Linked DNA regions of Homo sapiens: region 1 is linked to region 2. The links are chromatin contacts, found by Hi-C or POLR2A ChIA-PET in ENCODE. All regions are on one chromosome and are shown on one strand. Each heading gives the region's core, a stretch centred on a gene start or an enhancer-like site at or near the end of the contact. The rest is flanking DNA. Distances are from core to core; before and after follow the strand shown.

What was found. Hi-C counts contacts between places; a loop is a spot of excess contacts on that map. ChIA-PET counts read pairs that join two places held with the same protein, here RNA polymerase II (POLR2A). Pooled maps may share reads with other maps.
Region 1: a map of CD4-positive, alpha-beta T cell shows a loop between it and region 2 (3-fold over the local background). The contact joins two enhancer-like sites. A Hi-C loop is called at or near these places in 6 of 168 maps with a recorded cell type or tissue (CD4-positive, alpha-beta T cell, CD4-positive, alpha-beta memory T cell, CD8-positive, alpha-beta T cell and 1 more) and 8 of 50 pooled maps. POLR2A ChIA-PET finds 5 or more read pairs at or near these places in 11 of 52 experiments (CD4-positive, alpha-beta T cell, CD4-positive, alpha-beta memory T cell, CD8-positive, alpha-beta memory T cell and 8 more).

Annotation. Positions count from the first base shown.
Region 1 is chr5:109,918,161-109,924,176 of GRCh38, reverse strand. No RefSeq gene overlaps it. Among named protein-coding and RNA genes, the nearest start is that of LINC01848, 38 kb to the right of the region's middle. Within about 2 kb of position 2,301, at least 4 of the 41 ENCODE cell types and tissues checked have a DNase peak (open chromatin) inside an H3K27ac peak, as active enhancers do; they include CD8-positive, alpha-beta T cell, where a contact is called at or near this core.
Region 2 is chr5:109,846,344-109,853,079 of GRCh38, reverse strand. It overlaps MAN2A1 (mannosidase alpha class 2A member 1), which reads right to left. Exons shown (of 22, transcript NM_002372.4): 19 at 5,290-5,423. Among named protein-coding and RNA genes, the nearest start is that of LINC01848, 33 kb to the left of the region's middle. Within about 2 kb of position 3,424, at least 2 of the 41 ENCODE cell types and tissues checked have a DNase peak (open chromatin) inside an H3K27ac peak, as active enhancers do; they include CD8-positive, alpha-beta T cell, where a contact is called at or near this core.

The DNA of each region.
Region 1 (6,016 bases), core at 1,052-3,551, 72 kb before region 2:
ACATACACATGTGTGAGCATGTACCTGCACACATATGCCTCTCTGAGCTCTAGTACATGTGGGTCCAGGCAGCCATATTAATTGTCTATGTGAACATTTTGTGAGCTTTCTATCCATACCATGCCACCCCAGGACCATAGTCTTGGAATTGTTCTGGACAGCCTGTATACCATTAAGGCATATACTGTGATCAGAAATCAGGCAATCACATCCCTCCCTCAGAACCCTTTTAACCTTCTCTGACTTAATCTAAACTAATCAGATTTTTTTCTGTGAATTTGGAGTTGGCACTGATAGGAACAGCTCTACTGTTTGCCTGAGTTGAGGGCTTTGTAAAATTGCCAGATAAGAGGCAGCCGTCTTCTGCCATGTGCTTGAAGAAATAGCAAAAGTTGGTGTAATAAGAGAAAAATAAAGCAGATACACAGTGACGAGTGGAGAGCAAGAGCCTCAAAAGTCAGAGACAGACACACACATAAAGACAGAGAGACAGAGACAGAGGGAGAGAGAGGAATTGTGTTACTTTCTGAACACTTTAAGATGCTGGTCCCAAACCTAGACATGTCTTCCCCTGGTGTTTCATGAGATAGATAGCCTATTTTCTTAGTGTCAGTCCTCCATTCTGCTTGAATTAGCAGTAAAAGAGCTTTGGGGACAATCCCTAGCCAGGTGAGGGCTAGGCCCATCTAGGCTTCAGGGACAGATTTCCAGCAAAGCCACGCAGCAGTTCTTCCCCACCACTGAGCAAAGGAGCCTTTGTTAGGCTAGGGTGCACCACCTGTGCACTGTCTGCCTGTCCTTTGTCAGAACCAGCCCCTCCTGCTAGCTTTTTAACATCTCTGTCCTTGCCAAAAACATTCAGAGTTGGAAGACAAAGGCATCAAGGATGCAGAAGAGAGGCCCTGGCAAAAGTGAGAGCAAAACCAAGGATTGCTGTGGACAAAGATAGCAAGGACAAGTCACTTCAGTGGGCTGTCATTCACAACCGAAAGCCACAGGCTGGAGTGCCTGTGGTGGCTGGAATACAATGTTCTACCATAAGGAAAATGAGGTGGGTAACTCCTTTCATTTCCACCATAGTGAAGGTCTATTCTTTCCTTCAAAAATATTTAATATACTATTCCAATTGTATTAAAAATGCAATACCAGCCAGATATGGTTGCTCCCACCTGTAATCCCAGCACTTTGGGAGGCCAAGGCAGGAGGATCACTTGAGTCAGAAGTTCAGGACCAGGCTGGGCAACATAGGGAGACTCCATCTCTACCAAAAAAAAAAAAAAAAAGTTGAGTGTGGTGGCACACACCTGTAGTCCCTGCTACCCATGATGCTGAGTCAGAAGGATTGCTTGAATCCAGGAGGCAGAGGCTGCAGTGAGCTGATTGCACCACTGTACTCCAGCCTGAGAGGCAGAGCAAGACCTCATTAAAAAACAAAAAAAATCAAGCAATACCCAACGTGGTCAAGTTCTGTCTCTTCTTGGCTCTAACACACGTCCTAGGTATCTGATCGCAGGATAGAAATCAGTACAGAAAGTATTTCACACCCTGCCCCACCCCCAAACAAAGCCAAAGCAGGTCTGTCTACAGCTTACTCCATGGCACTGCATCATTCTTCACCCCACAGCCTCCCCCCAGCCCCCACACCTTTCCTCCACCGTGCTCCCTGGATAAGCATCCCACTCATGCTTTAGACTGCCCAGAGGGAGTAATTTGGCACCACACGGGACACCTTATTCTTGGAGTGCTAAACAGAAGTTAAGACTCGTGACTCTTCTCAGCTCTAATCACACACTAATTTCTCTGATAAAGCCACTTCAGATTTCTGTTCAGCCCAGACCCTTGGCATCAGGCCTTGGAGCTGTTCTGGGCCAGGCTGCTGGACATACCATGTGATCTGAGCTCAAGCAGTCACCACATACCTCCCCCATCAAACCTTCTAACCTGCTTTGTTTTGATTATTTTAAAATCCTGCCAAACCTATTAGGGCTAATGCTCCGCTGAAAGCAGCCACGACCTCCTGTCAGCACTTGGCACTGCAGGGCCATCCGTGACAAGGGGGGAGCTCACAGTCCTCTCTGTAGGAGGCTAGCACCCTCTGCTTCCAAAGAGGGAGGGAGTGACTGCAGAAAAGGCACCTGCCACCTAAACCTCAGAAGTCAACGGCTCCCCTGCCCCTGCAGCTAAGGCCTCAGTTCTTTGAAGCATATGAGCAGCTGCAGAAGCAATGGTGGCCTCAAAAAGTCCCATCAGCAGCTCTCAGAGTTTGTCTTCAAAACAAAAGTGCACCTGTGTTTTGGCAAGCTTCAAAGGGGTTATGAGTTGTGAGCAAATGCAATGTGGTTGAGTGAGAAGTGCTTTGAGCCTATGACTGCACAGACACACCACAGCATCTGGCACCATGGCTGCTCTGTGACCTTGAGGAATCACTCTCTGGACCTTCGGCATAGAAGAGATTCACACCTGATCAGATTCACCCCTGAGCTTCAGGACCTGGGTTAACAGTTAAAGACCTTCCCAGCTTGTCCTTCCATGCCTCAGGTTTGTACTGCTTTCTTTAGCATCTAATAAACAGTTCCTGTCCCTTCCCCTTTGGTCTTGGCTCCTAGAATGCCCTTCCATCTCCCTACTCAAATCCAGCACATTCTCTAAGACTCAGCTTAAGTTACTTTTTCTTGAAGGCTTTCTTGGCTCCCACAGCCCTCAAGGCTCCTCCTACTATCCCATCAGGCAATTGCACACAATTATGCAGCCATTATAGACTCCTTTATGTTGTTCTCGATTATTATGTCTGTGTTAATATTGCATCCTTCAATATCCTAAACTCCTCAAGGATAGGGTCCAAATCATTTTAGCACACTCCTGGATTGTGTGCTAAGATTAAAAAGAAAAAAATAATAAAATGGCAACATCCCAGGGCATGATTATTCTGCCACCCTTCCCCAGTAGTCACACTCTTAGTCAGGAGAACACAGCACTCTGTCATTTTCTAAAGGTCAGAAAAAGGTGATCGCGGTCAGCCAGTAAAAGTCGGGTGAGCCACGTCCATCTGGGTGTCCCTGCTGTCTATTTCTAAGTAATCCTCTGCTTAGGGGGCAGTCAGTGATGCCAACAGTGGGGGCTTTCAATCCATAATTACAACGTCTTTCCTTCAGCCCAAAATGTGGAACAGCTCCTGATTCCTCCCTTGGCAGCCAAAAGGCTGATCTAGCCCCAACCAACTGCAAGAGGTAATGGCAGGACCACGAACCTCCTGCAGCTGCAGGGATGAGCCATGGGAGGCTGATAACCACGAGAAATGACCACAAGGACTCTATGGGTGTCCTTGGAGGCAAGGACTGGTTGAGAGAAGAGTTGGGGAAAGTAGAAATGAGGCTTTGCAATGAAACTCTGAATAAAGCTAGCTCTATGGGCCTTTGCAGGTAAAAGCCCTAAATGACGGAAAGGTAGCAATCCCCATCCCCAACACTACTCTCCATATCCATGCAGGCACAACCTTCCACATGCCCCAGGAGCCCGGCAGCTTTTGAGGACCCTGCTCACTCTCAGTGGTAGAGGAGGAAGAGAAAGAGAGAAAATCCATTCAAAGCCAGGACCTAGCAGAGTCCAAATAAGAGGATATTTAAAAATAAATAAATAGCTCAATTCACTTTACAAAAGAAGACATAGAGGTGGCCAACTAGCATATGAAAAAATGTTCAACACCACCAATCATTAGAGAAATGCAAATCAAAACCACAATCAGATACCATCTCACACCAGTCAGAATGGCTATTATTAAAAGGTCAAAAAAGAACAGATAGTGGCAAGATTGCAGAGAAAAGGGAATGTCTATACGTTGCTGGTGACAAAGTAATTAGTTCAGCCATTGTGGAAAGCAGTGTGATGATTTCTCAAAGAACTTAAAACAGAATTACCATTTGGCTCAGCAATCCCATTATTGGATATATATCCAAAGGAATATAAATCATTCTACTATAAAGACGCGTGCACATATATGTTTATCACAGCACTATTTACTGTAGCAAAAACATGAAATCAACCTAAATGCCCATCAATGGTAGAATGGGTAAAGTAAATGTGGTACATATGCACCATAGAATACTACACAGCCATAAAAAGAATCAGATTATGTCCTTTGTAGCAACAAGAATGGAGCTGGAGGCCATTATCCTCAGCAAATTAATGCAGGAACAGAAAACCAAATGCCACATGTTCTCACTTATAAGTGAGAGCTAAACACTGAGTACATATGAATGCAAAGAAGAGGACAACAGACACTGGGGCCTACATAAGGGTGGAAGGTGTGAGAATGGAGTGGATCAAAAAACTACCAATTGGATACTATGCTTATTAGCTAGATGATGAAATAATTTGTACCCCAAACCCCCGTGACATGCAATTTACCTGTATGACAAACTTGCACCTGTACCTCTGAACCTACAATAAAAGTTTATTTAACAAGTCAATTTAAAAGGATCTAGAGACTTGGTCATTGGCTAATTTCATTGCACCGGATCCATCACAGACAATAGATATTTGGGCTCAAATGTTTCTAGACTGGAGCACGGGATGAGGGAAATATTGTATCTTTTGTTTTGTCCTAAGGAGGAGAAACAAATTCCCAGGGTGTATTAGTCCATTTTCATACCCCCATAAAGAATTGCCCAAGACTGGGTAATTTATAACGGAAAGAGGTTTAATTGACTCACAGTTCAGCATGGCTGGGGAGGCTTCAGGAAACTTACAATCATGGCGGAAGGTGAAGGGGAAGCAAGGCACCTTCTTCACAAGGTGACAGGAAGGAGAAGTGCTGAGCTAAGGGGGAAAACCTCCCATCTCAGGAGAACCATCAGATCTTGGGAGAACTTACTTACCATCCTAAGAACAGCATGAGGGAAACCACTCCCATGATTTAGTTACCTCCACCTGGTCTCTCTCTTGACACATGGGGACCAAGGGATTATGGAGATTACTATTTAAGATGAGATTTAGGTGGGGACACAAGCCTAACCATATCATTCTCCCTCCAGCCCCTCCCAAATTTCATGTCCCTTTCACATTTCAAAACCAATCATGCCTTCCAAACAGTCCCCCAAATTCTTAATTCATTCCAGTATTAACCCAAAAGTCCACGTCTAAAGTCTCAACTGAGACAAGGCATGTACCTTCCACCTAGGATTCTGTAAATCAAAATCAAGTTATTTGCTTCCTGGATAAAATGGGGGTAAAGGCACTGGGTAAATATACCCATTCCAAATGGGAGAAATTGACCAAAACAAAGAGGCCATAAGCCCCATACAAGTCCTAAATCCAATGGGAGAGTCAAATCTTAAAGCTCTGAAACGATCTCCTTTGACTCCATGTCTCACATCCATGTCATGCTAATCTAAGAGGTAGGTTCCCATGGCCTCAGGCAGCTCTGCCCCTGTGGCTTTGCAGTGTATAGCCCCCTCCTGGCTGCTGTCTCAGGTTGGCATTGAGTGTCTGCAGCTTTTCCAGGTGCATGGTGCAAGCTGTCAGTCGATCTACCATTCCAGGGTCTGGAGGACAAGGGCCCTTTTCTCACAGCTCCACTAGGCAGTGCCCCAGTAGGGACTCTGAACAGAGGCTCTGACCCCACACTTTACTTCCACACTACCCTAGGAGAGGTTCTCCATGAGGGTTCCACCCCTGTAGTAAACTTCTGCCTGCACATCCAGGTGTTTCCATATATCCTCTGAAATATAGGCAGAGGTTCTCAAACCTCAGTTCTTGACTTCAGTGCACCAGCAGGCTCAACACCATGTGTAAGCCACAGGCTTGGAGCTTGTACCCTCCAAAGCAATGGCCTGACCTGTAAGTTAGCCCCTTTTAGCCATAGCTGGGATGCAAAGCACCAAGTCCCAAGATTACACAAAGCAGCAAGGCCCAGGAACAAGGCCTCTGGGCCTGTGACGGGAGGGGCTGCTGCAAAGGTCTCTGACATGCCCTGGAAACATTTCCCCCATGTCTTGGCAATTAACATTTGGCTCCTCGT
Region 2 (6,736 bases), core at 2,175-4,674:
TAAGGACTTCAAGAATTTAAAAACTGTGTAGTTTACTGTCCTTAGAAAGATAAGGAAGTTTATAGAAGAGTTGTGGTTCACTACCCTAAGAGCACCATGAAAAAATAACACTGCTGGAGGCTGGCCAGGTTGGAGTGGCAAAGTCTCACCCAGAGTTCTGCCATTCATGTACTTTCTTATCATATTTACAGCAACAAGAGGCTCAACAAGATATTAACTGTTGAACCATCAATATTTAAATTAATCTCTACAAAGGTAACCTTTCCACTGTAAATCATATGATAAACCCAAAGTTTTAAAAACATGTTTTCTACAGGAAATTTTATGTGTTTAAGTTATAAATGAATACCCCAGCCTTGTACTTAACTAATCTAGTACTATAAACCTTATTTAATTTCTTGTTGGTTGGAAGGTTTCAGACTGTATAAGTGTAGCTTTCTCTCTGCAGCCTGTCTGACATTAAAGAAAGTTTCTAGCACCTTCTGATCCAAACCACACAAAGTACAGCTCTTCCTCACTGGGTTCCAGCCCTTAGTCCATGAGTCAGAACTTCTTGCCAGACTTCTTGGTGCCCTTTATTAAGCTCACTTTGAGTTAAACGATCCTGTTAAATCATGGTGAGATAGTAAGAGACCATTTTTTAAGTTACCCTTGTTTATTCAGTTTGACTTGAAACATGGTGGGAACTTAATAAATGTCTGTTGAAGTAAATCTATTAATTTAATAAGCAAATGCAATATAAATAAATGAAAGAAGAACACTAGAGAGGAAGGGTGGAGTAAAAAAGACAAAGAGGAAGGAGGAGAGAAAATGAAGAATAATACATTGAATCATAACATTTGGAGGTAAGTATCTGTAGCTGAAGACTGTGGGGCAGATTTGTAGATCACACATTTTGGTAGGTCTGTATGGTATTAAAATGTTTTTTTTTTTTTGTTTTTAAGCCAACTCTTTAATAAAAAATTCATAATAAAAAAGCAACCTCAAAAAACCCAAAACACATTTTTTGTTTTTTACCCAAGAAACTGGAAATCTGTGTCACCCTGGGCAGGCATTCAGTCCTATTGTGGAAACAATCAGCTGGAGCTGAGTTGTGGGTCTTGGTGGGATATGTCCTCAAGTTTACTGTAGATCTTCTGGTCACCTAAGTATTTACCCTTAAACCTGGTTGATCTCCCTTATGCTGTCACTTTTCTAAACCATATAAGTATTTAATATTTTAATCTGATCTCTCCCAATTTCTTCTCCTTATATTTAAAGGTACAACAACACAATTTTAACACTTGAACACTTACAGGGTTCCTAGCTCAGTGCCTCATTAACCAACCAGTAGCAGGAAAGGGGTAAGGATAAACCGTCAAAGAAACAAATCCTAAAGCCGTCAATGCCTGTTTTTAGTCCATTTTCTGCTGCCATAACAGAATACCACAGACTGGATAATTTATCTATAAAAGAAGTTTATTCAGCTCACAGTTCTGGAGGCTGGGAATTCCAAGAGCATGGCACTGGCATCTGGTGAGGGCCTTCTTGCTGCATTATCACATGGTGAAAAGGCAAGAGAGTGCAAGAGAGCTCATTTTTATAACAAAGCCACTCCTGCAATAACTAACCCATTCCGATGATAATGGCATTAATTCATTCATGAGGCAGATCCCCCATGACCCAAAAGCCTCCCAAAGGTCCCACTCCCAACATTACCACAATGGTAGCCAAGTTTTCAACACATGAACTTTTGGGGGACACATTCAAACCCTGGCAATGCCAAAGAGATGAATCCTATTTTCCATTTCTATTGGCTTTGAGGATGATTAGCATAAATGATGGTCAACCTCGTGCAGCCACAGTCCTCACTGGACACCTGCACATATTACACAGTGGATATCATCCAAGTCCTTGTTTTTACTGACTCTCTGCAGAATTCTCTGAGGACAGGACTTACTTCCACTTAGTCAGCTCGGGATTATTTCCATGAGGCTCTGTCATGCTCAGGGCTTCCCATTAAAATCTCTTCCTATTCAGGGAGTATCCCCCTACTTCACTTCCCTCCATCATTATTTTAGATATTTGAGTCTGAGTTGAAATTAAGAACTCTTTCTAGAAAATTCAAGTTACATGGTATTAACTTTCATCAATTAAGTGTCTTTTTAATTATTTTCACTAGACATTAAAATGTATTTTCTCTTCTCTAGTTCATTTCTTATTTAAAAGAAACCATTAATTGAAGACCCAGAATCTATACTTGAGTAAAAGAAAAATTTAATCAACATAAAAACATTAAATTAAATTTAAATCAATTACTATCCAAGGAGTTCTGAATGGGAATAAACAAATTATTTCACTTCTAAGTCAAAGCTTTATAGATTTGATGTGAAAATTTTTATTATTGCAGTTAACAGAAGTTTTATAGATTAGTGTCAATATAAAGTCATATAAGCGAGAAACTTTTTCAGGAGGAGCAAAAGACAGTAGCTGTCAGCACTCAGACAATGATTTTCCTATGCAGATTTAGTCCTTAAAACTAAGCTATCTTGTCAGTGATTGATTTAAAATATGAGTCTCAAGAATGGTATGGCTCTTGACATCTAAAGTGGATACTAATTCTTTTTTCTAAAATATTCTAAATACTGGAAGAATTTTTGCTTTAATTAGCTGTTGCTATTTCATTCAATCAACTAGTATTTTGTTTAAAGAATGTCTACCAAATATAAGGACAAATGAAAATGAAGGCAACAAGTCCCTGGAATCTAGTAGGAGGAATGCAACATGCATATGAAGACAAGGTAATAGGCAGAAATTGCAATAAATACAGTGGCAAAATGTACTCTAACAGCTCATTCATCTATGCATTTCGATATTCATTCATATGACATATATTAGGCATGTCCTCTGCCAGGAACAATCCTAGAAGCAAAGAAAGGCACATTCCCCACTCTCATGGAGTTTATGGTCCAAAGGAGGGGAGAAGACAGGATCAAATAATCGCACACTTGCAGGAAGGTGAGATGCACAGTTTGGAGGCAGCATAGGGGAAGGGCTTTTAACCTGGTCCAGAAGCAGCTGATGAAGTAAGCACTAACCGGAACTATCACCAAGAGTCTCTAAGGCAGAGGATAACAGGCCATGTGCAAAAGTGCGGTGGGGAGGAGGGGATGGAAAGTACTTGGGACTTAAAGGAAACCAGTGGGCCTAAAGCAGACACAGTAAAAGGCATGCCAATGCCAATGCCTAGGGGACATGCAGGGCCCATATCATGAGGGGCTCTGGAGGCCGTGGTAAGAAATTTTGACTTTTATACTGATAGCAATGAGAAGATATCAGAGGGTTCAACAGGAAGCAATAAAGTTAGATGTGGCTTTGAAAAAAAACAAAAAAAAAAACCATTCTGCCTTCTGGGTTAAGAACAGACATACGGCAGAAAGAGAACAGGGTGGATGTGTATAGGCTAGACCCAGGAAATACAGGAAGTCACTTTAGATTAGGGTGGTGGAAGTAAAGAAGATTATAAATTTGAAATATTCAGGCAATGAGATAGATAGGTGATGGCAATTACTCTGTGAGAAAAGGCTGATGGGGAGAAGTGTCTATCAGGCAGAACTCATGTCTGTCTTGGAGTTGTATGGATGGCGGTGGCTGTTGACTGGGGGGAACACTGAAAATGGGCCAGGTTTGGGAGAGAAGAGAGATTATGAGTGTTTTGGATATGTCAAACTTGAGGTGTCCTTCTAAACAGAGAATATCAGGAAGCAATTAGATAGATAAATCAGGAGGTCAGACACAAGCCTAAGTTGGAGATATGTATTAGTGGCTTCTACCTGTGTGGAAGATGCAAACAAAACCAGAGGAGTAGAAGAGATTGCCAAGGGATAGCATAAAAAATAAGAAAAGGAGAAGGCCAGGGGACATGCTTTGAGAGCTCTAAGATTTAATGGCTGAGTAGAGAACTATTAGAGAGATAAAGAACTGCCAGACAGGTAGGAGGAAAACCAAACTGCATAGCTCCATAGAAGCCCTGGCAAGGCAGTATTTTAGAGAGTGACAATGGCCAGTGCCAAATACTGCTGAAAGGTGAAGTAAGATGACGAAAGTCAATATGCACTGGATCTACTGACATCGGAAAGAGCTCTTTCAGAATATGATGGAGGCTAAAGCCAGACTGAAACAAATGGATTGTGAGAAGGAAGTGATGAAATAAACTCATCTCATAAACTCTGACTCAATTGGGTAGGAGAGAAGAGGATAGCAGCTTACAGGAAATGGAAATAAGAGTCTGAAGGAAGGCTGTATTCCATTTCTACTTTTAATAGAAGAAAACAGAGTGTTCAAAAGCTAACAGAAAGAATCTCCCAGGAAGTGTTGGATATGAGGAGCAAGGGAGAAAGAGAGAGGGAGAGAATGAACAGTAAAAGGATGCTGAGGTGGGTGAAGAGAGTAAGTTCCAAGGACAAGTGGTGGGACCTGCCTAGGATGATGGACTGTAAAGTGTCTTTTAAATGTAACAGGAGGAGAGATGGGAAGGGTGGGAGTAGATGTTAGATAACTGGAACAGAGAGCCCTGTCTAATGGCTGTTCTCTCTATAAAGTGAAAGGTACGATCACTGGCTGAAAAGAGCAGAAAGGACTTGCAATGGTCAGGTGCAGAAAGGAGAATAGAGCAAAAAGAAAAAGCCCATGCTCAGGGCTATCCAAGGTGGGTGGATCAATAACTTACGGAGAACTCTGAAGATAACTTTGCCTGAACAAGCATATCGTCAGGTCATTCAGGTCCAGCTGGGCTTTTGCCAGACCATTCAACACAGAGTACTAGATTTTTGCTTTGAGGAGTAAACCTCATAGAAAACCTACATATAAATACATTTTCAACTGAAGAGTCTAAGACTAGAATAAGTACACTAAGATTTCAAATAAATTTTACTAAGATTTCAAATAAAGTTTACCAAATTTAATCTCCTAAGTATATGACTAAGTTCTATTCTTTAACTTTTATTTAGCTCAATTTTTCAATTCTTATGTCTTTCAAAATAATTTCAGGAATATTTACCCAAAGTGATTTCCTGTCATTATTTTTTATCTACATAATAAGCAAACATAAAAAATAAAAAGACCTAAGTGCAAATCTTACACGATATTTATAACTGAAGTTCTCTTTCTGTGAATGTGGGCCACATCTACTATAAAGAAATCTCAATATTGGAAATGATTTTTAAAATTTTAAAAGTGGAAAGTCATAATTTCAAGTTTTGGGTGACAAAGAACAATCAATATCAGATCATGCTAGTTATTTTTTCATACCGTATTAACAGCACTTCTTTTTTCTAGTAGTATTCGAAATAGATTAGCTGTAATCTTGTTATCCTGGATACCTTGCTCAAGGCCACGATTATCATCTTGCATGAGTCTTCGATCCATGATAACTTCAATCTGACCTAACACACAAACAAACAAACAAGCAAAACTGACCAGAATAATTTAATACTGACATTCATTGAGCATCACTTAAGTAGCAGTCATGATGTATTGCTCTAAATTTCCTCTCTAGTCAAGGAGGTGGATTTATACAACCCACTACACCATGGGCTTTCTCTTGATAGTAGCTCAAAGTAGCTACTACAAATTCATAAAACAGGATAGTATTTCTGTGTTTCTTTAGTAATGTTTCACAATATCTGATAAGAAATTTAAAAGTGAGACAGGACAGATCAAAATTTAAATGAAACTTTTTTTCCAAAACATTAACCTAAAGAGTAAATTAAGTTCTCCGAAACTTTTAGTAGCACCATTTGGAATCAAAAATGCTTATGAGGTTTATTAGGAAATGTACATCACATTTCCAGGAAGTGAGATAATGCTGCTTTGTTAACCACGGCTTGAGTCTTACTGTCTAGTCCTCTATTTAGGGCACAGCTTTGAGAATTTAAGGCAGTGTTTAAAAATGAGTGGCTCAAGAGTCATGTACGGCACAAAGATGTTTTATGTTTTCTCAACATAGTGTTTTTTAAAAAATTGTATCAATATTTTACAGATTGAACAACTTCACGTAAAATTCCAGACTTCTGGACTCTTCTTCAAAAAAAAATTGAATTTAGCAACACTGGGCCCCTAACCACACAGCAACAATGCTGCCCCACTGCACATCGGGAACATGCTCTTCAGTTTGCTCAAGTCTCTAACCCTCCCTACTGGATCCCTGATGTGGAACCATTACTACTTTCAAAATCGAATTCATGTCTTTATGGCATGAGTTTATATGATCTTATCTAATGAAGGCCACAAAGAAAAATGAGAAGTAGCAGTTTTTGTGTGTGTGTGTAAGATACAGAATGCATGTATACGCCTCATGTAAAAAGTGGGCTTGTGTCAAAGGACACACCAGGAATCTGCACTCAGTTATTATCTGGCTCCTTCAGATATGTATCTCTACCAACTCTTAGAATGTAAGAAGACCAATGATACCATGTATGATAACCAATTAAAAATATGTATTATAAAGGATCAAAGCCTCTCAATAGAAAGACTTGCAAAAATTAATCAGTGTCTATTGACTATTTTCTCTCACTTTCTGCGCATCACTTTCTCTCTTTTGGAATCCTCAAAGCCACACCTCTTTATCCCCATATCTCTATCATTTCTACTCCCTTCCTTCTTTCAGGTGGTAGCAGAATAGAAAGACCATGATTCAGAAAAGGACCTAAGTTTGAACCACAACTTCCCAACTTTGCAAACGTAGGCAACTTATCTA